Regions from separate parts of the Homo sapiens genome. Here region 1 is linked to region 2. The links are chromatin loops, found by intact Hi-C in ENCODE. Cell type or tissue: heart left ventricle. All regions are shown on one strand. Each heading gives the region's core, and the rest is flanking DNA. Links, peaks and the distances in the headings are about the cores only. Region 1 holds the start of LOC105373851 (a long non-coding RNA gene). Region 2 has its middle 61 kb from the start of MIR2355.

What was found. Peaks named below come from ENCODE experiments on the same cell type or tissue, not always from the same donor. Only the 100,000 strongest peaks of a DNase experiment are listed, where the experiment ranks them.
Region 1: it touches region 2 in a loop (1.8-fold over the local background); 4 of 110 quality-filtered maps call a loop at or near these places.

The regions. Positions count from the first base shown.
Region 1 is chr2:207,326,434-207,341,999 of GRCh38, reverse strand. LOC105373851 (a long non-coding RNA gene) reads right to left here and starts at 7,640. Exons shown (of 4, transcript XR_923809.3): 1 at 7,318-7,640; 2 at 1,750-1,782. RefSeq lists enhancers at 7,018-7,427, 7,688-7,737, 10,915-11,094. In heart left ventricle, for the core only: a CTCF peak has its summit at 7,225; a DNase peak (open chromatin) is centred at 7,259; H3K4me3 peaks cover 1,196 bases; H3K27ac peaks cover 4,041 bases.
Region 2 is chr2:207,041,251-207,056,816 of GRCh38, reverse strand. No RefSeq gene overlaps it. Among named protein-coding and RNA genes, the nearest start is that of MIR2355, 61 kb to the left of the region's middle. In heart left ventricle, for the core only: a CTCF peak has its summit at 9,810; no DNase peak of the experiment used is centred there.

The DNA of each region.
Region 1 (15,566 bases), core at 2,664-10,663, 290 kb before region 2:
CCTTACAATCTCCTCTCTCTGACAGGTAGTGGAGGCTGCAGAACAGGACAGCAACACAATAGTGAACTCTGGGCAAAGACTGAGTTTCCTAATTTTCTGCTCTTTTCAGTGGCTTCTTGAAGGTCAGGGCTGAGTTCACAGAAAAAGTGGCACAATGGCTTTAAATTAATTATTGCTATAATTTCCATTCCTGTCTTTCTTTACCTTCCATTGGCAGGTGGCTCATGCTTAAGTGCTCAAAAAGTTCAGCCCCAAGATGCCCGGGCAGCGGTTGGCATGTGAAATGAGCTATGCCCCTCGGAACACCATCCTTATCAGTAGCTGTGCTAAAGAAACATCTGCCCCCACAAAAAGTCAAGGGCAAAGGTCATCTGGCATTCCAAGGGAACTCTCCGCAGCAGGGAGCCTTCTAATTGGCTGGTATTGATCGGTAAATTGTGTCCCTGCTGTGATTAATTCCAGCCCCCCCACAAACTCCCACAGCATGAGCGTGATAGGTCAAGGTTTGGGGTTTCTAAGCATCCTTTACAAATGGACCTCAGGTCCTTAAAGGTACCAGTGAAGGATTGCAGCTTGTTAACTCTCCCTGGCTGCTAGTGCTAACCCAGGAAGCCGGTTTCATTCAGTTTCCTTGCTATCACTAATAGCAGCTTAATGGGATGCTAATGTGAGGAACAGACGTTATCTGATGGCTTGTGCGATTTATGATGGATTTATTGCCACTCTGTGTTCCCTTGGTGTTCAGTGCATCTTTTCCCCATCCATCCCTGTTATCAGCCTTAGCAAATGGTTTCATAATTAATTAATTTTTTTTTCCTGAAGGGGGTTAAATTATTTTTGCCCTGCTGCTTTTCCTCCATATTTAATTCCCAGTGGGCAACTCTTCTCTGTGTGCCTACCAAAGAGGGAATATACTAACTCACAGCTGTTCTCTCCATGGCCTCCTCTCTGCCCCATCTTTCCTGCCAGCTAATGTCTACTCATCTTTGTAGAATAGTGGTTCTCAGGCTTCACTCTTCACTGGAGTTACCTGGGCGAGCTTTTAAAATATTTAGACCTGGGCCCTATTCCCAGAGACTATGATTTAATTGTTCTGGGGTGCTGCCTGAGTATTGGGTGTTAGAAAAGCTAATTCTAATATGCATAGTTGAGGACCACTGAAGTAAGATTCTAGACCATGCTGAATGCTACCTACCCCATGGTGCTTGCTTTTTCCATGTCTCCCAGGGGGCACGATCTCCTGTTCCTTGTAATCCAAATAACGCTGTATTTGGAATCCACATAATACTTCACACATTTCCATTGGCAGCCACCTTACAGTTCACCTATTTGTGAACTTGTCTCATTGCCACTATCAGACTGTGAGCTACTTTGGGCAGGGACAGTGCTCAAACCATCTTGGTGCCATTGCAGTGCCTTGCGCATAGCAGGGATCCAGTAAGTATTTATTGACCTGAGTTTTCTACCAATGACAACACTTTTTGAGAAGTGTGCTACCAGCCCCCAGTCCTGAATCCATATTGGGCAACTGGAATGGATTCTATTTTAGGGCCCCAAAGGCAGATTTTTCCTGCCAGTGTGTCCCTGCTATCTTCTACCATCCCCTCTCACCAGGGTGACCACATGTCCTGGTTTGCTGGGGACAGTCACTGCTTATGGCTTTTGTCCACTGTTATTATGAATAGCACCTTCTTTCACTCTCAAAGGTGTCCCAGTTTGGATAACAAATTATAGGGTTCCTCTACTCACCCCGCTCCTCCAGCTCTCTTTCCTCAAGTCAGCCTAGAAAAGAAAGACTGCTTTAGAACCCATATCTTCTTTATGAACTAAGCTTAAATAAGCTTAGAAAGATCTGTACTAATACTACATAATTTTTTAATTCCATGTATAAAAAATTATGAAAACTGGTAGAACTAATCTATATTGTTAGAAGTCAGGAAAGGAGTTTTCTTTAGAGGAAAAATGCCTGGAATGGGGCACATGGGGCTGGTTCTGGGACGCTGTAGGGGTTCTGTTTCTTCATCTGAGTGTTGGTTTCACAGGTGTGTTTATTTTATGAAACTTCATCACACGTAACATTTATGCCCTTTTCTATATGTAATACTTTCATAGTTTTTTTAAAAGAGGGCTAAATTATAATCAGTACAGAACTGCAAAAGTCAATGTTTATTCTTATTAATGAGTATAACTGTTCTGATTGACAAATTCATGTCAACACCAGCAAAGTGCTGCAACACACAGAACACCCGAGAAATCTAGTGTTCGTCTTCTTGGAGACATATATTATTATTGTTTTATTAAAAATGTTATTTTTTATTAAGAAAATGTATGTTGTCAGTTAAAAAATGTAGTACAGTCTTGTTTATTATATAATTCTTCCAACAATTCTGTGAACTAGGTGAGTGTTTTCTCATATTACAGATGAGAAAGCTGTCACAGAGGTGTTGGAAATGGGCTGAGTTTATATGGACTGAACTTACCCAGAGTAGGCTGTAGAATTGCCAGGGTGTTCAGCTGTCTCAATGACAGAATCAGATTAAATGTGTGGCTGATCTTATTGATTGGGCAGAAATCAACTAAGAGAGCTTAAAACAAAACAAAATTAAACTATGACTAGAAAATAAACAGTCAATTTTGTGGCTTTAAATAGAAAAGACCAGAATGTCAATAGCTGAATTGAGATTAGGACCAACAGTTTCTGAGTTTCCAGAAAGCATTACCAAAGTCTAGGCACCATGAGAGACTCAGTCCCAAATTGAGAGAATTTGCCAGGGGTTTGACATGAACCCTGCCTTGTTTGAGCCCAGTTCTCCAAGCCCAGAGCAGGGGTTCTCCAGGATGGAATCCTCTTAGAGACTCCTCAGTGACTGTACCCATCTCCTTTCCATTCTACCCCTCTCTGTATGACCAAGAGAGAATTGTTTTCCCTTTTAGGCATAGCTAACATGGGCAAATGAAACAAATTAGTTTTCATTACTGCAGATAATAAATAAATCTTGTGGTGAAATAAATAATATAATATGTAATAATGGACTGAAAAAATACAGCTCAAAACAGACAAAGCTGGGTAAAAACAGAAACCATCAAAAGTAGAGAAAGCCAGAGAACTATCCAGTCAAGCAATAAAGCAACAACATCTGAGAGGCCTCATGTACTGTCCTGAAGTGACTTTTAGCTACTCACGCTGTGTTAACTGTTGATGAAATGTCATTGAGCTTAAAATAAAATAAGTTTGTAGTCCTAGATAACACTCTGCAAGAGCAAATAATATTAGGCCACTATACACCGATATAAATAAATAACTCATAGCAATGTACCAATATGTCAAGATTTTTCACAGGAGGGAGTATGAAAACTAGCTGGATGGTGTCAGGCTCGTTTAAAAGCTCATTTGCTCCCCTTAGTCACTGTCCTTTCACCTTTACATGGCATCTCTCCTGGTCTCTTGTCGACGTGGTTGTCAAAGCACCAGCTCAATAGTGCTGGTCTGTCAGCAGAGATGTGTTAAATGTAAAGATGGCAGAGTTCCCCACAGAAAGCTACATGCAGACTCTGGAGCCAGCTGAAGTCATGGGGCGTCAGGTGACAATGAGACTATGTCATCAAATGACATGTATCCCTGAGGTGCCCAATGAACTTTACACAGAGTTTTTTTTTTTTTTCCTATTGTATTATTCTGACATCTTGCTAAAAAAAAAGAAAAGAAAGAGGACAGACATTTCTATTCCACAGAAAGGAAAGCTTGGACTCAAAGAAGTTGCCTGAATTGCTCTAGATGACTTTATTTTTTGGGATTTCCTGGTTTCCATAAACAGCCACCCATCTGCCTACCCTCCTTCTCCCACTCACTTCTGACCACAACTGCACCCTGCTGTGTGTTAGGAGGAGCGGATTTGATGTCTCGGAGGCGAGGGGTGTGTCTGAGGTGAATGGGCATGTCTATACCTCCCTACTTTGTTAAATGATTGCAACAGAGATCACCCACGTACTCCCAGCCTGGTTCAGTGCAACACATGTCTAGTTCATTAGATGCAGCCTGTTCAGGCCTCTTCTACCTGCTGAGACTTCACACCCATAAAATCCAGTTAAACCTCTGAGTCACAGGAGGCTGCCCTATCAGAAGACTACACACTTTCCAGCTTCCCAGCTTGGGAGTCACAAGACCTGAGTTCAGATTTCAGCTCTGCCACTTACTGAGGCAAATACTTGTATCCATCTTAATGTCAGGTGGTCATGTTGAGTAACCTCTGATTTCTTATCTAAAGGGGTTTTTTTTTTAGGATAATTGAATGGAAAAACTATCTTAAATTGCTTAGTACAGGAGTCATCAATGTATAGTCTGCCTGCTGCCTGTTATGGAAATAAAGTTTTATTGGAACACAGCTGTGCCCATTCAGCTAAGGCTAGCATTTATGTTTATTGTTGACAGCTGCTTTTTTGCTACAATGTCAGAGATGAGTGGTTTTCCCACATAGTGGGTCTGCACTATGTATGAGTTGCTTACTCCTTTTCTTCTTTCTGTTTGTCCTTACTCTTAACTGTATGCTCCTAATTAGTTGCTCTCTAATTATCCAACCCCTCCCCAGAAACAGACTGACTATACTTTCTTTTAACAGTAATTTGCTGGAGAGTTTCAATTTCACTTTGGGCACTGCTACGTCTTAGTGACAATAAGTAATTCATCTGGGGTGGATGGGGGTGATAGGGTGGGGGTGGGGGTGGGAGGAGGTGAATAGGAAGCATTGTAGCTTCGTACTTTGTGAGTGGACTCAGTGAGGGACAACCACAGACACAGACCCTAGTTCAGTGTCATATCTCTATGTTTCATCAAACAACTACAGGATTTTGTTTGTTTATTGTTAGCAGGAGTACATGGTGTAAGGGCAGGTCGAAACATTTTTTCCCCTAATTTCAGTATGGTTAAAAAAAGTATATTCTCCAATGTATTGTGAGATTGATGTAGTGAAAAGATGCCTGGTAAGAGAAGTCAGAAAATCTAGGTTCAAGTCTGGGTTTATCTTAGTTTTATTATGTTGGTCAAGCCACTTCTGAGTGTCAGTTTCTTCAGAACTAAGACTGAGGGTAATAATACGACTTGATTCCTAGCATGATTCTGAAGCATAAAAGATAATGCAAGTGGAAAACTTTGTGAACTATGAGGCCATCTATAAAATGTGACACATATGTATATAACAGGGTCTGTTTCAGGGGATTTCATTATTTTCTTTTTCTTTATATTTTTATATTTACATCAAACACAGTTTCAGTTTTTACAATAGGTTCTGATATCTGACGAGGCTGATCCCTAAGAACATTTGCATTTTGCTAGTTTTCCTGTTTATAGTTTTGAATGTTTTTAATAAGATAAGCACTAAGCTTAGCAATTCGTCAGTGTTCATTCTAATGACCTTCAAGAAACGTCCCGTTGGATCTTTAGACAGAATTATTTCAGTAAGTTTGAGGAGCCTTGGCATCTTTATGTTGAATTTTTCCATCTAATAAAAATATAACTCTTCCTCTTAATTATTAAAAATATATCCCCCAATCAAGGTTTTAAAACTTTTAATACATTTCTTATTGAGTTTATAAATATTTTATATTTGTCGCTATTTGAATAGCTTTTCTTTTGCTTTATATTATCTATCTGTTTACTGCCAGTATATAGAAATACTGTTGCTTTTTAGGTATTTATCTTATTCCAAGCCACTTTATGACTCTTTTTTAAAATAAAGAAAGCTTTTAGTTAATTCTTTTGACTTTTTCAGATTTATACTTGTGTGATTTTCATGTACTTTAGTACCTTAGTTCACAAAAATTTATTCCTTTTGTGTTTATAACCTACTGCATTAACCAGAGAATCTAAAGTGATAATGATGCTAGCTGATAGTCCCAGCTACTCGGGAGGCTGAGGCACGAGAATCGCTTGAGCCTGGAAGACAGAGGTTGCAGTGAGCCGAGATTGTGCCACTGCACTCCAGCCAGGGCGACACAGCGAGACTCTGTCTCAAAAAAACCCCAAAAAACAAACAAACAAAAACCAGAAACAGTGATAATCATACTAAAGGACATTCTTTGTGTTTGTTTCTGATTTTCAATGTTTGCCAATTAATTATAATCTTTATTTACTTTAAGCCAAGAGCATCTTTATCACATTGAAGGAGCATCCTTCTATTCCTATTGAAATGTTTACTCTGTAATTAGGAAAAGGTGTTGATTTTATCAGATGTGGTATCTATGAAATTATCACATTGGCTAATTATTGTTGTATCAGTGAATACTCAGTGGATTATTTTCTCCTTGGAAATCAATCTCTGTGGTCAGCTGACTGGCTCTGCTAACAGTGACAGATGTGTAAACGGTGCCTTTACGAGTTCAAACATTTCAGGACCAAACTTTTTGCACAAGAAGGTGGTCCAATGCCAGAAGCAAGGGTTGCAGGAGTAGGAATCCCCCCGAGTTTCTCTCCTTGGACACATTTTCCAAAGTTGGCCGCTTTGAACAATCCTTTAAGGTAAGGACAATGGACATGGCAGTTGTTAACACTATGAAGAAAAGACAGTAGAGGAAGGAGCATGGAATATGGGAACAAAAATCAGCTGGCTGCTCAAGAAATGTGAAATTAGAAAGTAGAGAAAGGTGGTGTCTTTGTATATGCTCCTCCCCTCCCCTCAGCCAGGCCTAACAACACCCCAGCCGCACCCCTCCAACCAAGACTCCGCCTTGGACCCTGCTCATGCCTTTGGGCTTAAGACTGGGAGTGGAATTTCAATGCCATGGAACTCGCATTTTAAAATGCCACGCTCAAAAATATCGCCTGAAATGTAGGCAAATGAACTGCTAACATCAGTGTCTATACCGGGCTCTTGCTGGCACTCTGGCCGCGTGTATGACCTTTCAACACGATATTTTAAAAAATGAGCAGCGCTTTCCTCTTCCCCTGGCAGCTCAGAATAGCCCTGTTTCCTTTCCTATAAACAAGTCATATCTCTGGGAATTTCTAAAGCTGAATATTGTCTGCTAAGAAGACATGACTCACGCCATTTCCTGGCAGTTCTCACAAATTCAAGAACACCTCTTGAGGAAAGAATCCCAGACAAGAGTGGCCACAGAGAGCCTCGGATGCCTTCATTTCAAACACAGGAAGCTGAGAGACAAAGGAAAACACTAGGAATCGTCCCTGGCCTCGGCATTCCCCTCTTCTGGACTGAGTTCCTATTGTGGCTGTCAGAGCAGCCAGGGGACGCCCACTGGGAAACTCGTCTGGGCCGGTCTTCAGGCCTTTAGTCACTCACCCACCCCCTCCGTTTGGAAACTCACCTAGCTCAGCTTCCTCCTAATTCTCGGGGTAGAGGTTCTCTGAGGCGGGATTCCCCAAGGAAATTACCAGGAGTTCACGCACACTGGAGCCGTGGGGCTTCCTAGCTGCTTTTAGCAAAAACTCTGTGGCCAAAAAAAATCTCCTTTCTGCATTCTTTTCCCGGCACGTCCTCTCCTCCTCCACCCACTGGCCCTGTCTCTCTAAGTCCCCTCTTCAGTGCCACGTCATTTTCCTCGTATTTGCTAAATAGTCTAGAAACAAAAGAAAAAGTGTTTTACTTGGCTTCTCCCAGCTCAGCCATATAAAAACCTCTGTGTGTATGTGTGTCCCTCTGTGTGTTTATGTGATGCGTATGTCTCTATGTGCTTGGGTGTCGAGCATATGGGAACAATAATGCAAGGGGGTTGCTTGAAGAGATTGGATGAGAAAAGTTGGAAAAATTCTGGGTAATCAGGATGTTGCTGCAGTTATACCTACTTCTTGCTTTCAGTTGTACCTACTTTTTGCGTTCTCATTAATGAAACGTCAAAGGATTGATTTGCATAGGGCTCTGCAAATGCACTGCGGTGGGAAGGTTTAATTCCTGTTGATCCATAGCATGCCCTGATATTGGTCTCATTAGAACCAGAACCCTGGAAGCTGGAAGTATCCATAAGGGCATGATCCAGAGACAATAGTGACTAACATGTATAAAGCATGATGTATGTGTCAGGCATGATGGTATGTACTTCATATGCATTTTCTCATGTGTCACTAGTAAGGAAGCAGGACTGGAGAAGTTAAGTCAATTGTACAAGATTTTTAAAAAGTCATGGCAAAGCTGGAATTTAGACCCGTATCTATTTGGAAACCACAATCTGGTTCTTAGTCACTGTGCCATAGAGCTATCCTAAGAGAGTAAGATGGGATAGGAAGGGAAGGAAAGAAAGACAAGGAAGAAGCAGAGGACAAGTATGTGATTACTACACTGATATAATTGAATGATGTCATTTCTCCCTCAACTCTCTAGGATGACCAACTTATCCAGGTTTGCCTGAGATCTTGGTTTTAGTACTGAAACGTTCACAACCAAGGAACTCCCTCAGTCTTGGGAAAACCTGGACAGTTGGTCATTCCATTGCTTACCATCTGGAAAATCTGCTACAGATCGTGTGGATTGTTAGAAGATAAAGCCCATCCATTTATGACCTGAAGAACCTGGGTTATTGGGGGATACAGTTGAAATCCATGTCATGGATAGCTGTGCGTTATATATATGTTGTTTGTATGCCTCTCACAGAGTTCTTGAAATTTGGAGTCCATAAAAGACATGTAATAGTTGTTGACTTGATTTATAAAGAGCAAGATAGATTATGAGTAAACATCTGTGGGATGAGCACAACTGCAAGTAATAGGGCTTTAGGTAAAACCTAATCCATGAACAGTAAAGATTTTTTTCAATGTAAAGTTGTTTTCTACATGTATGTGCAATTTCTTTCAACAACACTGTATGATACATTTTGACTAGATTTTTTTTTTATGTTAGAGTCTAGGAATATTCACTTTCTATCAATGCTGTGCTCCTGAATGGTTCTATGAAAAAAAAGTGGATTTTTATAAATCATATTTTCTGTGTATTAGGGATGTGAATTCTTTTCCAGAGCCAATATGGCCCCTCACCTGTTTGGTTTTGCAAATGTCAGTTTTAGATATACAGTTAAGATGCTAGCTGCAAGTGGAAAATACCTATGCCAAACACTTGAGGAGCAATAAAGAGTACTACTTTATTGGTGGATCTGGTTCGGCCCTGATAATAGGTTTAATCTTCAACAAAACAACTTCTTATTTTCTCTGGAAATAGAACTGACTTTCTCTCTTCGTATGTCTGTCTCTTTCTCCCTAATCTAAAAACTCCCCTACACAAGCATCTACTTCCTCTTAAGCTTATAAAGTTTCTCAATGCCTCATCTTTCTGATGTGATGTGTTTGGGTTTTGTTTTCTTTTAGAGTTTTCGAAGAACTCCAGGAAGTGGCTGCAGAGCAAAGTAGGATCCTGATACTGGTAAGGAGGCTTCTGCAGTAATGGTCTGGGGGTGACCAAAGTAGTATTGATTACAAGCAAACCTTGAAATATGATCAACCTACAGCTCAGTTCAGCTCAGCTCTCTCCAGTTCCTCCATGGGAGCTTTGTTCTTCCATTTGAAGGGAGTAATTAAGACTGCAGACACCCTCCACAGTAGAAAAAATTTGGTTTCCAGTCACATCAATTTTTGGGACAACCTGTTCCCTCCTCCCAGTTTGTCAAAGGCAAAGGGGAAATCTTGGGATATTTGTGTGTAATAGACACTGCTTGAGACTGAGCAGTCACTCGTCTCTCTCAAGGGTCCTTCCTTGCCTCCCTTTCCCCAAACATTCATATATTTGCTTTAACGACCCCTTCAATTTAAGTCCGGCTGACCCAAGCTGCGGAAGGTTATCTTTCTTTTTTACCTCTCCTTCAGGAGAGAAACAAGGCTGACAAATTTATGGATTTTGGTTATTTCTTTAATAAATTACTCCCTGGGATGTGATTCCAGGAAAAAGATGCTTTAGAGGATAAATGTCTTAGAGAAAGTGGTGACTAGGCAGAATTATGCACTGTGGTGAAAGATACTCCACACTCCACGTTAGGCACTTCTAGGAGACTAGACATTGTCAGAGAAATACCCACAGAAGTGTACATGTGTTGGTAAAATGTCTTCCATGGACATTATAGTCATACATCACCTAATGATGAGAATACGTTCTGAGAAATGCATCATTAGGCGATTTCATCGTTGTGCGAACATTAGAATGCATTTACACAAACCTACGTGATACAGCCTTCAACACACCTAGGCTGTGTCATCTAGCCAATTGCTCCTGGGCTGGTTACAAACCTGTGCAGTATGTTACTGTACTGAACATTGTAGGCAATTGTAACACAATAGTAAGTATTTGTGTATCTAAACACAGAGAAGGTACAGTAAAACATGGTGTTATAATCACATGTGGTCTATCATTGACCTAAACAGCATTATGCAGTGCATGACTATACTTTAGGATAAAGAGAGAAACACTTTTTTTTTCTCTACCATTCCTGCTTGTTTAGTGTTTCAAACAGAACAAATAGTGCTGAAACAACCTGGAGAACTTGTCAGTCATTTTTGAGTATCTAAAATATTTTTTAGGAGAACAGTTCCCGCCACTTCTTTTTATGACATTCTTTTTTTTCTGTTGAGGGAACAGGAAGCAATGCCTTTGAGTATTTCATAGGGTGTGGAAGGAGAAAGGAGTCTTTCTGTTGTGCTACAATTCCTCATTTTTCGAGATAAGGAAACTGAGTCCAAGAAAAGTAAAGGAAGTCACCATAGATCCTACAGTGCGTTTGCACGCATGACCCAGGCCAAAGCTCAGTTTCCCTTTTTGGCGCTCTATAATTACATGGGAATTACCTTCAGATGATGTGTTTCAAGCCCTGGAACCACATGGATCAGCCCCTCCCTCTCCCTGTGCTATAGCTCATTGCTCACCTGTGCTTTGTTCTGTGCTGGCCCCGATATAGTTGGTTTGCCAAGCTGCCCCTGCGCTACTCAGAGAGCATTAGTCACGAGCTCCTGTCTCAAGGGCACTGATTCATTTCTAGACGTGATTGCATCAGTGTGCATGTGTGTCCTTTGTGAGAGATATGAGTCCATGTTGCATGTGTGGGAGTTTGCCAGAATTACAACCTTCTGCCCCTTCCTTGCCATGGCTAAAGAATAAAGCAAAGAAGAAAGAGACATCCACTTGGGGCTTTTTACAGACTAGAGGTCCTGTTTTCTTAAAGGTTATAAATGCTGCTGTAGGAAATGTTAAGAATTAAAATCATGATTACATTAGGCATCTGCTTTGCTTTCCGGTGATCCTAACTAGCATTTGGAGTCAGTGAATAAAGTGAAGGCGGCATTTTAACTGTCTCCTTGCAAAAGTGGCTGGGCAAGGATACTCAGGCTTGTTGGGAAAGTGCATAGAGATCTCAAGATAAAAGGTTTTACTTGAGGGAAAGGTTATTGTTATTATTTTGAACTTTCAGAGTGGTTTCCTTTTTGCATATTTATGATATTAATATAATCTTAATAGAAGGCTTAATGTGCAAGTTGCTAAGCACATTGCCCAATGGAAAAAAATAAATTATACAACTACTGCAATGATAAGGCAGTTTTCTACTACATTTAATTATCTCTTTCTCAAATGGAGAGACTGCAGAAATCTTAAAAGCATACTGGAAAAGTTTCAATAATAAAATAGTCTAATTTTAAGATTTAAGTTTCAGGTAAATACCAAGTGATACAGGCCTTTACAAAATATAAAATAAAATAAAGTGAGATGAAAAATTTTCATGATTGTTTGATATCTCTTACTACTGGAGAAACTGGATGTTGAAATGGACAAGACTGAAAACAAACAGATATATTCTTCAAAACAGTGTGTGAAAGAAGCAAAGGATTTGGAGCTCTTTAATGAAATAAATCTGAATTTGGCCTAAACCTATTTTAGCACTAGGCTTTGATGTAGTTTTGCACTGTACATAACTTAAACGGAAAAGTGTGGGCACCATTCTTCTTAAATAGTTGAAACTGTGGCTTTGGCCCTGTAGATCATGTTTTATCAATTCATAAGAAACAGAGATGAGACCCACTGTGTTATTGGATTGAGGTATATTGTATAAGCAGTTTCCTGCTATGTAGGTCAGTTTCTTAACAATCATGTGAATTGATTCAGCTACGTATTTACAATCTCCAGCTTTTGCAAGGTCCTCATGGCAGCCCATATCCTATGCTTCTTTATTCCAAGAGAATGTTAAAAATTTTCACCATTCTCACTCTGAACAACCTTACATTTGGCTCATGATATTACTTTCTAATTCACAGAAAGAAGTATAGCTTGTCAGGGAGGAACTCCCTCAATTTCTCCCTTCCCACCCCAGAAACACTGACAGCCATACCCCTCCTTTCTTCCTTCTTTCCCTTCAAAATCCTCCTGTGTCCAGATCTGGCCCCTCCACCTGTGCTTTGGGCTACATCACTCCCACTCCCATCTCTTCAGGAGGTTTGCTCTTTGTATTCAGTGTTTTCAATCACTCTTTCTCTATTGCTTTCTTGTTCTCAGCACATAAACATACTTAATTCTCTCCCATCTTAAACATATTTATATGCATTTTCCTTAACCTAGGGTATCCTAGCTACTATCAAGTCTCCTCTCCACGTACACACAGCATAGTTTATACTTATTACTTCTACTCCCTTATCTTTCATTTATTACTCAATTTAGTCCCATCTTACTTCCACCCCTACCACTCCCCAGGAAATGCTCTCACCAAGGCCATCCAGCATCTCGTAAACTCTAAGTTCAACAGCCTTTTGTTAGGCTTCAGATGGCTTGACTTTAAGGTAAATACTTCAGTCATCTTTGACTCCTCCCTTTCTCTCACTTCCCACATCTGGTCCCACAGCAAATTGTGTCAGCTTTACTTTGAAAATCTGTCTGGAGTTTAACTACTTCTCACCATCCCACTGCCACCTGGTCCAAGTTACTATCATTCTTGCCTGAATTACTGCAATGGTTTCTTAACTTGTCTCACTGCTTCTGCCCTCACCCTCCTCCACCCTGTTATCAACCCACAACCAAAGTTGAGGGCTTAAATTAGATAATGCTATTTCCTCTCCTAACACCCTCCAATAACTTCCCATCTCAGAGTAAAAGCTAAAGTTCTGACTATAACGCACAGGGTTCTACATGATCCTCCCCTTCTGCCTGTTTTCATCTTCTGTTATTCCTCTACTTCCCCAGAGCCAGGACTAGCTCAAGGCCAGAGAGATGCCTAGGGTGCGAGATGAAAGAATTAAGAAGGTGCTTACTCTCAGGGGTCGGCTGCACTATCAACAACTTCTTAAAATCGCGCTTCTTGACGTTCTCCTTTGCTTGCTTCTGTTGCCCGGTTTTCCTTCAGCAACTTTGACTTTCTCCTTAATTCCACATCTCCCACCCTCATCTAAGCAGCATGGTGTAGTCATGGTATTGTTAGATTTTTGCAGTGCAGATACAGAGTTATATTGCTTGAGTTCACCTTTTGCTTCTAGAACCATGTGGCCACAGATAAATTATTTAAACTTTCTAAGCCTCAGTTTCCCCATTTGCAAAATTTTAATCATACTGCCTACCCCATAGTGTTGTTATGAAATTTAAATAAGTTTAAATTAAATCACATAAGCATTTAGTGCAATACTAAGCACATAGTAAATGTATAATAAACATTATAATTAGTAATTATTTTTAGTAGTATTAATATTACTCTTGTACCTGTCCCCTTAAAGCCCAACATCCTCTCTGTTAAGCCATTTGAGTTTTTCCAGAACAACTGCAAAATAAGAATTCCTGGTACATAAGTGAGTAATTTTGTCTCTAAAAGGTAGAGAAGAGAATAGCATATTTTACGTTTCCTTTTTTTGTGGGAAAAATGTTACAGATCACACTTTTGTCAAGAAGCCAAAGAACAAAGTTGATTAAAGCATTATGCCTGGAAATAAAGGGGAACAGGACATCAGCAAAATTCTTTTTATCCATTCACACATTGAAGACATGTAAGATCAATGACACACAAAATGGAAGAGAAATCTTAATCACACGTGTGAAGACTAGCAGGTATTTTTTTCCTGTGCACATCAACGGGCTGTATTGTGGCATATACATGAAAGGGTGAAGTGCTTGATGTCTTTAGTTTATGTTTTCCTAAAACTCCATGCTACTAGGAGAGAGGATTTTGTTTAATTAACAATTATTTCAAGAGTCATACTGTGAGATGCAATGTTAGGATGGATACTGGGGGAGCACTAGCAGTGGGTTCAGCAAGGAACTAGGAGATCCTTCTGCCTGGAATACTCTCTCCCCAGATTTTATCATGACCATCTCCTTCTTGCCGCTAAGGTACCAGTTCCCTAATCAATCAGAGTCAGAACTCTCTGACTCATTTCTCTGTTTTGTTTTTTCTCAGACCTTATTGCCCTGAAATTATTTTGTTTACTTTTTTGCTTTCTTGTTTACCATCTGTCTCCTTTCTCCATGAATATAAGTTCCATGTGAACATGAGACTTCTTTGTCCCTAGAATCTGTAATAGTGCCTGGCTCTTGAAGACGTACAGTCAATGTTTGCTGAATAAAATAAGTCATACTTGGATACCAAAGCACTCATAACTTTATTCCCAGAGAATAACTGGTGATTGACAATATGCTTCCTTAACTTGATTGTGTTGAAAGAAATAGTTAAAATTGTGAATATGACAAAGCCACAGCCAGATGTTGTGATTTCAAGACACTGTGAAAAAAAATATTTGTTTACCCTATAAAGGTCCACAGGATACCAAGCAGAAGGTCTCATACAAGTGTTGAAATGAGGGAAGAAGTGGAATCAGTTTTTTAAAAATTAATTAAGTAATACAAACAAGCACCCAGAGAGAACAACGCAGTGAGCATCCATAGCTGCAGCTTCATCAGGCTTCCATGTAGCTTCACCAAGAGTTTATGCGCCATAAGTACCCTCAGGCTTTTAAAAAGTGTTATAATATTTCAGAGTCAGTTAAAGGACCCTATAAATTCCTCCCAGATCCTATTTTCTTTCCTCCTCTTTCAGAATTTACCACTATACCAGAGAGTTAGAGCTCGCTAAAAAATCGAAGTTGGGGTTGTATGAAATTTTGGCCAGAGAAATATGAATTGAAACCACTTTTGGATCAAGGCATTCAGAGCAAGGGTGGTCACCCGCCTCCTTCTCTTATGTGGTGCATCTTGCAGGCCATGTGCCCCAAATGTCCGGATACAAGCGCCACTTGACTCATATCACACTCACATCAGATGAGGAATATGTCTTTATAAGCCAATGGGATTTTGGGATGTGGTTATTGACACTCCATAGCCTATTCTCTCCTGAGTAACATAGACATAACTGCTCATTTGGGTGTTTATTATTTACTGTTTTAATAACATTGCTGCATGTATATGATGTACAGATAATATTCAGGTTATTGTAATGTTTTAAAATATGCTATAAGTGGTATGATACACTAATATAGTTGAATTTTTGGGGATTTATCCATGTTGATACTTTTAGGCTTAAGTTCATTTAGTGAAAATTTATTATAGTTCATTCATCCATTCTCCTGTTGATGGATATTTAGGCTCTTTGTTTTTTTCTGTCATAAACGCCACTGAAAT
Region 2 (15,566 bases), core at 5,059-13,058:
TCTGAATTCCTAGAAGTAGAATTGATGGATTGCATGTTAATTCGCTCACTGTAGCCATTCTACAATGTATACACATTTCAAAACAACATGTTGTACAAGATAGATATATACAAATTTTGTCCATTTAAAATTAATTAATTAATTAAAAGAATTGTACAGATTATTTCATCACCCAGGAATTAAGCCTAGTACCCATGAGTTATTTTTCCTGATCCTCTCCCTCTTCCCACCCTCCACCCTCTAATAGGTCCCAGTGTGTGTTGTTCCCCGCTATGTGTCCATGTGTTCTCATCATTTAGCTCCCACTTATAAGTGAGAGCCTGCGGTATTTGCTTTTCTGTTCCTTAGTTAGTTTGCTAAGGATAACAGCCTCCAGCTCCATCCATGTGCCTGCAAAGGACAGCCCCATGACATGAGTTCACCTATATGACAAACTGGCACATGTACCTCTGAACTTAAAAGTTGAAAAAATTACAATGAATTATAACTTTCCTTTGCTAAAAAATGTAAAAGAGTCGATGAATTAAATAAGTATGTAAATCTTGTTTACACCAGATGATACTGGTTTGCATTCCGACCAGTTTTGTATCAGAGTACATAGTTCCTCAGGCTCTCAGCAATTGTCATACTATTAATACCCACTTATGCCTAACCTGGACCTCAAATAAGAAAAGTCCAAAGCTATACACCTCATTTGTCACTCAATATTATTCTTGTCTTTTGTCTTGGCATTTCTTATATTCAAGAGACTTCAGGAATTTGACATGATGATGTCTGTAGATGATTCCCTAATAATCGACAAAGCCCAGATCTGTTTACTTGTACAGAGCTACCTTTAACAACAGGGGTGTATGTGATGATCTACATTATTACTCATTATCTTTCTGACAGTTAGCAAGAAAGCCTAAACAAAGATCATGAATATTTGGATGTGACTTAATAGCACCAGGAACTAGAAGTTAGGTTTTAGGCTACTTTCCTGAAATCTTGTTTATTTTATCTGAAATCCCTGAACCCACACTGTGTACTAGGTTGTAGAAACACAAAGATGGGCAGCTTAACAATTCTGTCCTGGGAACCTACAGTCCAATGGGGGAGATGAGATACACTCATATATAAAGTTATAGAACAATGGAAGACAAGTTCATCAATTTCATAAGACAGGATATTATTTAGCGTCAAATGCGCAGACATGAAGTCCAGAATTTGAATGAAATCTGGAGTTAGAATGCCCTACCCTCTGAGAGGCACCAAGCCCAGTGCTAATGTGCCGTGACCCTCTGGAAGCACAAAGATGACACATGGTCAATCCCTTTATAAGCAGCATCTGTGTCCTGTACCGTCCCGCAGGAGTCTGCGGCATGTCAACAAATGCTCAGTCTTTTCCTGGAGCACCAGAGGCACAGCTGTACCAGTGTCCTCTGTGTCCTGGAGGGGAGGAGCAGGACCATTTGACTCCAGATCCTTTTTGGGAAGAGTGCCCCTAGGGCAAGACCCACAGTCCTAGGATACAGAGAGTGCACAACTGAGGGGCTGCTATGCTAAGAAAGTGCTAATTCATCGATCACATTTCTATGCCCAGTGGCATAGGAACTAAAGTCCCATCCATAAAGCAAGCTTCCCGGTTAATCAGCAATTTAAGTTTTGGGACATGTGCCTCCCACACCAAATTTCAAGAGGGGGAGAGGGAGCATGGGGAGAAAGGGGGTGGGTGAGAGAACGTTGGCTCTTTTTTTTTTCTTTAATTTTTTCCGAAGCCAGATGCACATGGTTTTTAGGAGGCACAACATCGTGGTCTTGCTTCAGGGCTCTGATTTAATAAGGATGGCAAGAAATAAATGATTCACTTGCTGATATTAAGAGAGTGCAAATGCACCTGCCCCAGGCCCTTCAAGTCAGGGCATATGTTTGTAAATTACATGCCGACTGTGAACCTGTGGGTGGAGCCCCAGGTGGGGAGGCTGGAGAGACAACTGGACCGTGTCAGTGGATCTTCATCAGAACTGTGGACCAGAAAATCCAAGGATGTTTCAGAATAGATGCAGGTCCTAGCTACACTCCAGATCTCTTGAATCAGAATCTTGGGGTGGGCAGGGCATTGTTTTTCCAGAAATTCCACCGATGAATCAGACATGTTCCTTTGGTTAAGAATCACTAAACTAGCTAATCTCTAGCCAGAACTCTCATCTGTCAAGAGAGGGCAGGCAACCTCATTTCTGATGTATTAGGACTTTCACGTAATTGAAAAATGAAGAAAAGTCAAAATGGGGCTTAAAAAATCATTTAAATAGGTAAGCACATTTTGAATCCCATAACCTGTGTTTACATTTAACCTAGTAACACTGAATATAAGATTGCAATACAGTTTAATCTCACAAGATAATTAAAAGATTTATGAACAATATTAATGCTTAGGAAACCATAGGCAGTGTGATCCAAAAATGGAACACAAGTTTAAGGTTGTGTGATGAATGGCTTCTTTCAGTCCTGTCAGGGTATCTCTGAGACTGAAGATACCATCTCATTTGGTGAAATAATTAAAGTATAAATTTTACCCTCTTTATTAATGGAAAGCCGAGGCCCCATGGTCATCCTGCCTCCTCTTCACATCCCCCTCCCAGGTATCCCTGCCATGGAAGTTCTGGACTTCAGTGTAAATGATCAAAGACCCTTTGCTCTAATGTTTGCAATAACGTTTCTGGGCTGACTACATAATCCCCAGGGGAGAATTGTTAATAATAATATTAATAAGTGCTGCTAACATTTGCTGAGGTCTTACTATGTTTAAGGCTCTATGTTAGGGGAAGAAAATAGATTTTCCTTTCTATCCCAGGGGTCCACGTCCCTGAGAGTTTACAATTCAAGAGATGCAGTCTGTTTTCCAGAACAGGCTCTGTAGTAATTATGTTACAAGTGTAAAACAGGTTTTTCTTTTCTACTCTTTCAGACAGTATATTGACTTTCCCATAATTATATATCATCTCTTTTTAGGGTACCGAAGCACCATTCAGGCCCCAAGTCAGTGACACTGAACATAGTCTTAAGATTTGGTGACCAGAAGTACATAAAACTGGAGAGGTAAGACTCTAGATAAAAGCGAACAGGTGCTTCAAAATAAACTTAGAACAAAAGGGTGAGGGGAGATCTTGCAAGCATGCAGCCTGCAGGGAGAATCTGGTCCTCATGGGCCAGGTTTTTGCCATCTGCTCCTAGGCCAGGCACCTTAACCCCTTCCCACTTTCTCTACCCTTATTGGAGTCAAAGCAGTTATGTTCTCCTTCAATGAAGGAGAACCTTCTACGAAAGGGTCCCTCTGTTGACAGAGATGTATCCCTAACTCAGGCCTTTCATACTATTACTTCCCAAATTCTCTGCCAGAGACTTTCACATTCCTTATTCCTTCTCCATCTTACAGCTTCATTCAGTAGAATGAAGACCCTCAAGACCCTCCAGCCTCAAGGTGAGAACAGCCTTTTCTTTACTCTGCGACTTCCCCTAGGTAATCAAGACGTAGCTTTTAATGATCTACTGCAATATGATGGCTTCCACATACGGGTCAAGCCACCAGTGTACAATTTGGTTTCTATTTCCACTGTGCTCTGATGCCACCGCTGGCCCTGAGGCCACTTCCGGCCCCAGCAGTGTCATATTCCCTGACCATACCCAAGCCCCCTTCCTCCTGGGCCTTGCCCCAGGATTTGGGACGCCAGTTTCTGGTTCTTCAGTGTCCACCATTTTGGTTTCCTCAGACCACTCCTCTGTCCCTTGTGGCATCTGCTCTTCCTGATCTTTGAATATAGTGATTTTTAGAGATTATGCCCATGTGTTCCCTCTATCCGCTCCCTCTTGTTAACCTCACTTCCTCCCATTTTAAACAAATGACCTCATCTCTATTCATCATGTCCCCAGCCTGGTTCTAAACTCTGAACTAGCTTTTCCACCTTCCTTTGAGACATCTTCAACTGAATATTTTTGAAACTTCACATTCTACTTCCTAAAACTAAATTGATCAGTGTTCTCGATTTCGTTTTAGGGTGGTTTGGGTTTGCCCAAACCCGAACCATCTTTTTCTCCTAAATTTCCTATTTCCATTCATTTCTTGATCTATAGACATCTCTTGATCTAGAAATAGCTCAAGGTAATTCCAGGGGGCAGGGATGAGGGGAGGGTGGGCTCTGCTCTCACTGCCATTCAGGGATCAGGGTGAGGGGAGCTTCTGTCATCTTCAGTGCATGGCTTCTGAGGAAGTCCCAAGCATTGACATCCAGATGGCAAGAGGAGAAAAGGCACTGAGAATCCTGTGTGGAGATTTACACAGGCCAGGCCTGGGAGTGGCGCACATCATTTTGTTCACATTTCATTGGCTAGAACTTGGTCACATGGTGTAATTGCCAAGGAGGCTGGGTAATATCTGACTGTGTGTCCCAGAGAAGATGGGTTTTAATGAGTAGTTAGCTGTCTCTCATTCTCCCTGTAACCTGTGTCCAAAGACTAAAAGGTGGTGTCCTTTACTCCTCCTGATCTCCTTCCCTTTTCCAGTTAGTCACCAGCTCCTGTTGTTATTTCCTCTACAATACCACTCATCACATCCAGCCTCTGTTTTCTATCCTGAATGTCACGCCATCTTAGCCCAGGCCCTCATGAGCTCTAACTGGACAACTATAATGGCCTTTAAATTCCAAGTCTTTCTCCCTTCTAATCTCTCATTCATTCCACCAATACTTATCAAGCACTATATTCTGGGCAGCATGTTAACAACTAGAGGCAAATAAAGAAATGGATAGACCTTGACCCTGCATTTTTAATCTTGCACAGAAAATCAGTTAAAAAAATGGCTGCTACAAAAAAATTAGCTGGGCATGCAGGCACGCACCTATGGTCCCAGCTACTCAGGAGGCTGAGGCAGGAGAATCACTTGAACCTATGAGATGATGCCACTGCCCTCCAGCCTGGGTGACAGAGAGAGACTCTGTCTCAAAAAAAAAAAAAAAAGGCTGTTATCACATTAAGTTGTTATTACCGCTAATGGGGAAGTGCAGGGTACAAGAGGAACATGTGGGAAGGCCCCAAACTCCCTATTTTTTCATGTAAGCAGGACACATCCCCTTCACTGTTCATTGTTCCCTGGCCTGCCATTCTGTTTTATTTTTATTACAGTCCTTAACATCATCTGAAATTATCATATATATTTATGTTTATTTAATGATTCTGTGTCTTGTCCCACCAGAATGGGAACTCCACCAAGAGCAGAGACTGTGACTCACTTGTCAGCAGTAGATTCACTGGGTTGAACAGTGCTGACACATAGTAGAAAGGGATCTAGGGGCCAGGCACAGTGGCTCACGTCTGTAATCCCAGCATCTTGGGAGGCTGAGGTGGTTGGATCACCTGAGGTCAGGAGTTCAAGACCAGCCTGGCCAACATGGTGAAACCCTGTATCTACTAAAAATAGAAAAATTAGCCAGGCATGGTGGCACACGCCTGTAATCCCAGCTACTTGGGAGGCTGACAGGAGGAAATCACTTGAACCTGGGAGGTGGAGGTTGCAGTGAGCCAAGATTGCGCTACTGCACTCCAGCCTGGGAACAGAGAGAGACTCTATCTCAAAAGAAAAAAAAAAAGGAAAGGGATCTAGTCTGGGGGTTCAGATTAGGTTTCTGGAAGAAATGATCTGTAGCATGAAGATGGAAAGATGCACGCAAGCTAACTAGGTTGGTGGTGGGAAGGAGGGAGGAATCACCATTCAAAGCCAGGAGGAGAGAGAACATGGCTGAAATTCAGTGTTGGGGAGGGGGAGAGTTGAAGCTAGACCTTGCTTGTAAACTAGGTGTGTAGGTTTAAATTTTCTCCTGAAACCAATGAGGAGTCACATTAGGATCCAATTAGAGTTTTAAACCCCTCTAGTGCTCTTTGTAGAATAAATGGCAGGGCTGAGGGCTGGGGAACCTGTGAGAACGCAGGGAAGATAGCCTGGTAGCATGAGCCAGAACAGGTCTGGTGCCTTCCAGATCAACTTTTCAAAAGTATTAGCGCAGATGATATCATCCCCTCAAAGAAAAGTGTTCCAATGGTGACTGTAACAAAACGTTGGATGATTACTACATTTTTCCACTTATATTTTATCTTTCCTAGTTCAAGTCCTGCCTCCTCCTAGAGGCTTTCCATGATTCCCCCTACTCTAAACTGCTGCAGAATTTTATATTTATATAATTCATTTGTCATGAATGCACTGTCCTATAATTTTCGTAACCTTTGCAGTTATGCCCAGCGTTCCCCCAATAGATTTCTAGCGTCTTCAAAAACTAACTTTTGTTTGTTATTTTATAAAAGTGTGCTTGTAGAAATGTAATTTGAACAAACTAATTCATGCTAGAGTATTTGTCACTGATTATGACAACTACCCCCATGATATAGGAATCTCAAAAGAGGAAAAAGGGAAAAAGAGTTCTTTAGGAAAAGAGAAATGTTTAGCCCCATCTTTCTGAGAACATATCTTCTTAGGATGTTACAAAGTAGAAATATGGCCCATTGCTTCACCCCAATGCTACAGACAAATCGTAGTGAGATTTCTGGCACCCCTGGGGAGAGATTTTTAAGTGAAAGAAGATGATGATACCCTACGTTGCCTCCATGGATATCCTAAAGTCAAGCGTGCTAGCACCTTCCTGACGATCAGTAGCTCCTTCTTTCCTCTGGAACATTCAAATGTTGACAATCACGTACTCCAGCAGGTGGAAGTGGATTTAGAAAACGTGTGATCCTTTGTCTGGGTCTTTGACTGACAGTCTCACAGAGCAGGGTGGCAGGGAAATATATTTTAATTCCAGGTGATATTGGAGAGCCACCCAATTGTGAAAAGGAGATTTTCTCTTAAATGCAGCCTTTCTCTTCCTATTTCCATCCTCCAAAATCCAGACCATCAAGGCCAGACTTGCAATTCAGAGAAAGAAGAGCACCAGAGGGCCCAGTGGGGTTTTTATTTCTGAAGTGTTTGTGCTGCAAGAGGTCAAAGGGGGTAGGGAATTGTGTTTGGAGGAAGCAGAGTAATTGTCACCTGGGAAGCCAGTTATTCACAAACTCTAGGAAGTAAAAATGAAAAAGCCCTTTTATATCAACCCGTGTCTCCCCTTGTCAGGGCAGAATTTGCCAGTGATAATTGCTGCTGAGGTGAACATCTCAATGTTAAGACATCATTTATTCCCCTTTCCTTTGTCTTTCGGACCATCCTTACATGACTTCCATTTTCTCAGTCTGCTATTTCTCATTTTCTTTTTAATAATAATTAAACTAGCAGGTACTTATCTTTTGCAGGACTTACGTTTGCATTTGTTTTGCTTTTTGTGTGTCACACCATCATTGTAGTTACATGAAAATACCCCTTTTTCATAAAAACTTCATTTTTAATAGCTCTTATGATTGCAGTGTTAAATCATTGCATCATTTGCTGGTTTGGGGTGTGAAAAGATGTTGCGTGCATGTGGCTCCTCAAGGGCTAACACACACGGACTATTCACCAGTTTGTGCAAGAAGGTAAATGAGAATATCTTTCTTTTTTTCCCTTCACCTAGTCAAATTGAAAACATGTTAGACACAGAGATCTGAACGTGAATTTAATTGGAAGGTTCACTATATCTCCTGCTTTTTTGAAATTCGAAAATAGCTTTCTGTGCACTCAAAATAAAATAAAAAGGGAGCTAAACAAACAGTATCAGTGTTGTTTAGATGCAAGCAAGAATTGGCTAATCTGCTAGTATTCTTAATTCCTTCCCATTGCCACCTCTTTGGGAGGAGTATAGAAGGCAAGTAGCTAGAAAAAGAAAACGGGAAAATCAAAAGATTTTCATCAACCACAAACTGGGGAAGCTGCCCCTGGATCATAGAAAGTTGACCGTTCTCATTTCTGAAGACACCCTTGGGCTGAAGGACCAACTATGTTTTGCACACTTCAAAGCAAGCTGTGGGCTTGCAGGTTCTTGCTTATGCCTATCTCCTGGAGGCCAGGTTGGCATGTTAATACACTGCGTGACCATTTTGGACTTCGTACTTGGAAAACTGTCATTTTTTTTGCTCAAAACCAGATCCTGAGAGGAACATGAACTTGATCCATGCCATAAATCAAGTTCTAATACATGGCGAGAGTCTTAACCCCTCTCTTCCCAGCTCCGCCTCCTGTAGAGCTCCTCTGCATGCTTCCAATACTATTGAAATGATTCAGAGAGCTGAAACTGGGCTGTTATTTTTATCGCTCAGTCCCAAAGGTAAAATGTTTAGCTAATTTGGTTCTGACCCTCCCCCACCCCATATTTAGACATGGAAGGAGAAAGGCTAAGAAAAGAATGTGTAGGAAAATCAGTCTGAAAACAAAGCTTAGGGGAAAAATGGAGAGAGAAAGGAGGGGAAAAACCAGCAGAAAGGATGGAGCACGTATCTAGACAATCTCCCTTTGTTTGCGGAAGGCTCCCCTCCTCCTCTTAAGACGGTTCCTTCCTTCACTCTTATTAATTTTTCTCTGCAGCTTATCTCTTAGCCCTTGGGTAAGAAAAGATCAGAGCCTGAGCACACCTGCTCCAGAGGCTGCAATTCTCAGCATCCCAGGCCTGCAGGGAGCTCACAGAATGAGAGGCCTGCAGGCATCCGCAGGTGCCCAGCCTGTCCTCCCTGGGTACAAGGCGGTTTTCTCATCCCTCACGAGCACCCTGTCAGACATTAATAGTTGTTCTCGGCCGGGCGCGGTGTAATCCCAGCACTTTGGAAGGCCAAGGTGGGCGGATCACGAGGTCAGGAAATCGAGACCATCCTGGCTAACACCGTGAAACCCTGTCTCTACTAAAAATACAAAAAATTAGCCGGGCGCGGTGGCGGGCGCCTGTAGTCCCAGCTACTCGGTACTCGGGAGGCTGAGGCAGGAGAATGGCGTGAACCCAGGAGGCGGAGCTTGCAGTGAGCCGAGATCGCGCCACTGTACTCCAGCCTGGGCGACAGAGCCAGACTCCGTCTCAAAAAAAAAAAAAAAAAAAAAAAAAAAAAAGTTGTCCTCAACTCTGGACATTTCTTTTTTCCCTTGTATCCTTAAGACATGGAAAATATCCACTTTAATGCCTCTAAGCAGAGGAAGTAACCCCTGAAGGTTAAGGTAGAGAGTGGACAACGCTATTGAAAGGCACATTGCTTGAACTCCTTGGTGATCACACTCAGGAGTTACTGTGCCTTACAATATGAAGTTGGTTGTTATCAAAATGTTCAGAGCCAGTATGACCAGTGGGTTAAAAACTAGGGGCATGAAATGAACATACTTCCTAAACAATGTTTTGACACTTGTTATCTGTCTTACCATGATCAAGTTACTTAAACTCTCTCAGCCTCAGTCTCCTTATCTGTAAAATGAGCATGATAATAATAATACTTACTTCGAATGTTTTGAGAGCATTAGGTAAGCTAATGTGAGTAACATGCTTAGCATAACATGGGCTGTATGTAAGGACATCAAAAGCTATGGTTGAGTAGGGAGAAGTGCTACTGTTATTGTTTTGCCCTTATTATTAATTTTAATTATTAGTGAGATGACCTGAAATCTGAACGGTGGCTTAATCTGCATCTGTAACGGTGTCCAAAGAAGATTCCCAAAAACAAACAGAATGGGCTGTGATAGAATCAAATGAGGAACACAGTAACTCCTCTAATATTTTAGACAGAGGGAATTAAATACACGACCTAATTATGCAGGCGACAGAAGAGATGAGAAACCAAACAGGAAATGGTGAAGCAACTCATAGATTAACAATAGCAGGAAACTGCTGCCACCCTTAGGACTGAAGAATCGCAGGGAAAATGTGATGTTACAGAAGCCAGACATCAGGGACTACTTGGTAGGAGCTGGAACCTCAGAGAAAGAGGCTGCGGGAGGGCAGCTTAAACCATAGAGAAGATAAAATCACTACTGTGAACTGTGACCTGAAGAAGAAAGAGAGAACTTACGCTGGGTTCTCCCCTCCTCCTGCCCTTTGGTGCCTCCCATTGACTGAACCTAGCCAGAAGCCTGTTGACAAAGAAGCCTAGGGAACAAATTGCAGAGCCATCAATGTGTACAGACTCAACAGAGATGGATTTCAACCTTGAAGGGGAATGAACTCTTCATGCCTATGAGATTGAATAAAGAACTACTTGATATATTCAAGAGGAGCCATTTAGATTCAGGGTTTCAGCATTTAGCTGGAAGGTGTAAAGATCCAGAAGTTCAAAGCCAGGTGATTATTTTGTTATAAAAGTACTTGAGTGTAAAATGATAAGAAACATGAAAAGAAGTGCTGACAATCCCATACCTTTTGGGAAGCTGCTGCTGGTTCTTCTTCTTCTTCTTCTTCTTCTTCTTCTTCTTCTTCTTCTTCTTCTTCTTCTTCTTCTTCTTCTTCTTCTTCTTTTTCTCCTCCTCCTCCTCCTCCTCCTTCTCCTTCTCCTTCTCCTTCTCCTTCTCCTTCTCCTTCTCCTTCTTCTTCTTCTTCTTCTTCTTCTTCTTCTTCTTCTTCTTCTTCTTCTTCTTCTTCTTCTTCTTCCTTCTTCTTCTTCCTTCTTCTCCTTCTGCTGCTGCTGCTCCTTTCTCCTCCTCCTCCTCCTCCTTCTTCTTCTTCCCTTCTATTCTCCTTTTTCATCTAGAGAGTTCTTATCCACAATCATTTTAATAACTCACCAAAAAGCTCCATTATTATTTATTGATGCCAGTTGTGTAAGTTATGGACCAAACCACTATTATCCATGGTGAGAGAAAATGGCTTAGCCATCATGGAAGGTCAACAGTGATTCTTTGGCATGTTAAACGGTACAAAGGGGTGAGAAAAAATGTGGTGTCTTTGCTTTCTGCAGAGTTTCTTTCAAGCTGAGGAATGTCCTTTTTAAAATAAATCAATCCTGAGTATGAGAGAGATAGAATCAATCTGATACATACTGTAAATGTTCAACAGCACCTTGGCTTCATTTCTCTGTCCTAGACCGTAACACTTGTTTCTTATAAAGTGCTGGGCTCTGGCTCTCTTCCCAGTACAGAATGGGCTCCCTTGCCATTTCATTACCAGAAATTACAATGATCATCTGCCTAACTGGGAATAGCATTATCTGAAACACAATTAGAAGTAAACTGAAAGTCTAGGTGGCCTAGTGATGACTAATCAGAAATATCACTGCCTAGCACGTCATATCAGATTATAGTTTCAGGATCATCACAGGTTTTCCTCGTTTTCAGAAGCTCCTCAATTGCCATTAACATGGCTGGAAGGAATGAAGCAGTTTATCAATGTCTTCAACTTAGATATCAAGAAATTAAAACACTTCTGTTTCTGGGGTCATCAGAAACAAAGACCCTGGTCATAAAATGTCTTCAAAACCCCTATGTATATAACAGTGATTTGGTCTATTCTGATTCTAAGTCTGGAATTCTCGCCCAGTGGGAGTGGGAGGAAAGTAACTCTGAAAACAGGTCTGCTCAGGGCTAGAATAGCACACACTAATTTAATGAGGCAGCAGGGCACATGCTCCAAGGGAAGCTAGCTACAGGAATTTTCCCAGAAGACAGAAAGCACTGGAACATGGCTCTATTTGCAACTGGAAATGAGTGTAGGAAAAATCACCTCCATATGAGTAATGGGGACCTAGCCTTAGGTCACCGACTCCGCCAAGGCAAAGTCCCTTCTCTCTAAGGCAAAAATAAACAAACCTAAAAAGGAACTGTGAGCTTGTTTTGCCACAATGGAAGAGTATGTTCCAATGTCTGTTATATGTGTTTATCCTTGAAATAATGTAGCCACATGACAATGGAACTTTTGGTCAAAACTTGGTTCAGATTAACCCAAGATGCTGAGGACCCCGTGGTCAGACAGGAAAGCCAACGGCCATATCTAAGGTAGTCCAGGAGAGAAGGATTAAGAATCTTGACAGCAGGAGCCCAAGCCTCTCTAGATTCTCTTTTTCAGGGCTCATCAGAAGAGGTGGCAATAATACTGTGTAGCGGTCGCCAGTAGCAGCATCCAGTGGGGGAGATATCTGGAGCTGCCTAAGGACAGCCACGATGGCTGGTGAGTGAAGCCATCCCTGTGACCAGAGCGAGGGTAAAGAATAATACAATGAAGATTTAGTTTGTATCGGCACTCTCTGTGCATTAAATATAAGAGACATGTCCCCAAATGAATTGCAGTCTTTTCGACAATGATGCTCTAGGAAAAAGAGCAAATATTGACACTTCAATAATGTTTGCCCAGCAATCAGTGAGCTGTATACAGCACTCAGGGTATCTATGTTACTGGAATCAATTAGGAAAAGGGAGAATTGATATCCGTCAGTGAAAAATATATGGTAGCTGCTGACATTACAGATAACGTGGGCTCTGCAAATCATTTCTGAAGTCCTAGGCCTGCCGACACTGTTATTGGTGCTTAGGGAATCTGTCTGAGAACACAGCCCTAACTTCAGTTGTGCTGTTCACTGTGCTTACCAGACTCTCTCCTCCAATATGCAGTTTCCATCCCACACAAGTAACTATTCCTAGTCATTCATTCATTCGTTCATTGATTCAGCAAATTTGTTGAGAACCTACCTTGTGCTAGCACTATTTTAGGACAGAGTTCCTGGTTGGAAGGGGAGGAGAGGGAAGGATATAAACAATGAAAAAGTACATAGTAAGTGATATATTGTGTGAAAATGAATAAGTCATTTGAAGATTTGGGTAAAGAGGATTCCCTCCAGGGGATCAACTGCAAAGGCCCTGAGGTATCTATCAACTGCCTTATCTTGACACTGCTGGTGTGTTTTGTTGATCTTTGGTCTCTGGTTTCTTCTTAGACTGGTTGCTCCTTCCTTCCTTCTTTTCTTCCTCCCCACCTTCTTCCTTCTCCTCTCTCTTTTATTTTATTATTTCTTAAGATATACTGTCAGAGTCTTTTAAGGAATTGATGGCCATGAAGACCCTACACCATAAAGACTTATCTTCCTATTAGATCTGTGTTGTTGTTGATTATTCAGATGTCTCTCTCACCAAATAGATTTTTGCTTCCTTGAAGATAAGGATAGACTCAAGTTTCTTAGATTTTTATGGATTTCCCAAAGTATCCAATATAATGAGGGGCAGATAGGAGAGGCTCAGCATAATGAAAGTTGGCTCAGTCTGAAACACTATAAGCTGGAGAAGCTTATTGATGCAAATGTGCCCACCAAAGATACTTTTTAGATATTTTTGGACTATATGTTCTTGATTGCTCTCCTTTTGTTTGTTATATATATTTGATCTATCTCTAGGGAACTAACATTATTTAAAGTACTCTGGGGAAGAAAGCCCTAGATGTCGTTGATGGTTTTTGTTTTGCTGCCTTCAGAGTATCAGTTCCCATCCTGTGAAGTTAACTACTAATGTCTATTGATAAAAGCAGTCCAGTAACGAATAGTTTTTATGTGAAACTAGGTATGTACAGTGTAATCAGGCTGGATAAAGTTGAAAGATAAAGCTCATTAGCTTCTCTTAATAGAAGGCGATTCCAAAGAGCCAACTAATGATTTATATAGGTTTGGAGAAAGCCCAAAACCTTAACTTTTGGAGCCAATGAAAATTTTATTTTCTCACTGCACCTCTTTTGAGAGAGGAAAGATGTCATGCCCCTGGATGAGATGGGGTGGTGGGGAAGGTTTAATGTAAATTCTCAGCCTGTGTATTTTAGGATCACAGCTTTGGCACCCAACCTACAACCAATGTAGATGAAGAGGGTTTTTACAGCAGTGGGCTGGTGCCATAGTGATAGGATGGTTGCTAAGGATGTCATTATCACTCTGATTGCAGGAATCAGAGTGATTGAGTTAATTGGCATGACCTCATTCTGGTCCTCGGGGCCTACCTGTTCACAAATTATAAAGGAGACAAAAAGTTGATCTTTTTATAGTGTCAGGAGGCAGCACCTGTTAACATTTAACATAACATTTGAAACCAGCTATAATACACATTATGTATCTACCTGTTATCTTTTTCTCACATTGTGTCCTCCTTCTCTCCACTACATACAATTAAGACATGCCCTTCTTAAATTTTTTTTTTCATTGCTCTATTTTTCTCCATTCCCTCTAGAGGAAGGGGATTTTTTTTTGGTCTGAAAATCAGCCATTAAACTGAAGAAGGCTCAAGGAAATGAACTGAAATGTCTCATAGGAAGAAAAATAGCACTATGAAGATGAAAAAAAGCCCAGGATAATGGAGATTGATCGCTCGATCTATCTATGGCCTCAAATAAAACTGATTGAATTTAACATGTTAGGTTACAGTTAAAAAGCTTAGTTGCTTCAGTTGGGGTAATATAGTTTCAGATTTTCATAGGGAGCCATTTATTTATTTTTGCATTTGTGAGTCATTTAGTCATTCCCTTGTGAGTGAGAATACATTTATTTTCCTACTCCCTGCTGTTAGGCGTTCTATTAATACCACACTAGTTGAAATAAATGGAGCAGTAGAAACTGTTTGGTGGTGAATTTGTTTTTCAGATTTTTTTTGTTACTGCTATTTTCGTAAGTCGGCTTTCCAACCCCTCCAGTGGTTTAAATAGAGTATTAACTTCTCACCGTTTCTCTTCTCTTGCTTCGTATTTAATTGCTGCTTTTGTTTCACTATTGACAATTTCAACACCACCTGAAGGTGTATAATCCAAGAAATCTAACAGTGGATGTCTGGTAAAATATTCCCAATCAAGCACCAGGATTGTCAAAAAATTATGGGCAAAGTGACAGTTGTCTTAAACATCAGGTTTCTCTCCACCTGTTTGTGCTCTACCCAAAAGGAAAATCCAACCTAATGAAGAGAGGAATTGTTCCTACATGTTATCAAGCAGTAGTAGCATGGGTCATGTTTTCCAGAATTCTAAAAGGGGATTTTCAGATGTATTTTATTGTGCTGGAACACAATAAGATTTGCTCATGCGCCTTTGCACTAAAGCTGAGCAAAATACAACGTCCTTGTTATTCTGGACAGCTGATTACTGTCAGTAATTGTTGTTTGTAATGAACGCCACGCGGGATAAAGCAGGGTGGGGGTGGGGGCTGGGGGGAGGGTCCGCTTAGGTTTTGAACCACATTCAGCCCATTGAGGCTGATTTAACCCAGCCGCAGGAGAGCTCCTATGGGGGCACGTCCAGAAAAGCCCCAAAGGGGGATTGGAGGAAAGCACGTGGATCTACACTCTTTCCAGCACCGGCAAAGGTCAGGCAATAATCGAATCACTCTTCCTCGGCTTTCATTTCATCAACTGCACTGATGAGGATGGGGGAGGGGGCATGAAGGAAGGGAGCGGTAGGAAGTGGTCCATCCCTCCTCCTAAGGAGGGGGAGCAGGCTGGACAAGGACATTCCATTCTATTTGCTACTCTCACAGAAGCCTTGGGAAAGAACAAAGAAAGAATGAAAAGGAGACAGATATGCTGGGCACGCGCATTCACAAATACACGTGCTCACGCTCACACACACCCCCATTTGCAATAGGGAGTCAATAAGAGCAGAAATAATTTATGCTGAGGCTTCAAACAGCAACCTAGAAGTGTAAAGTGGGGAGGG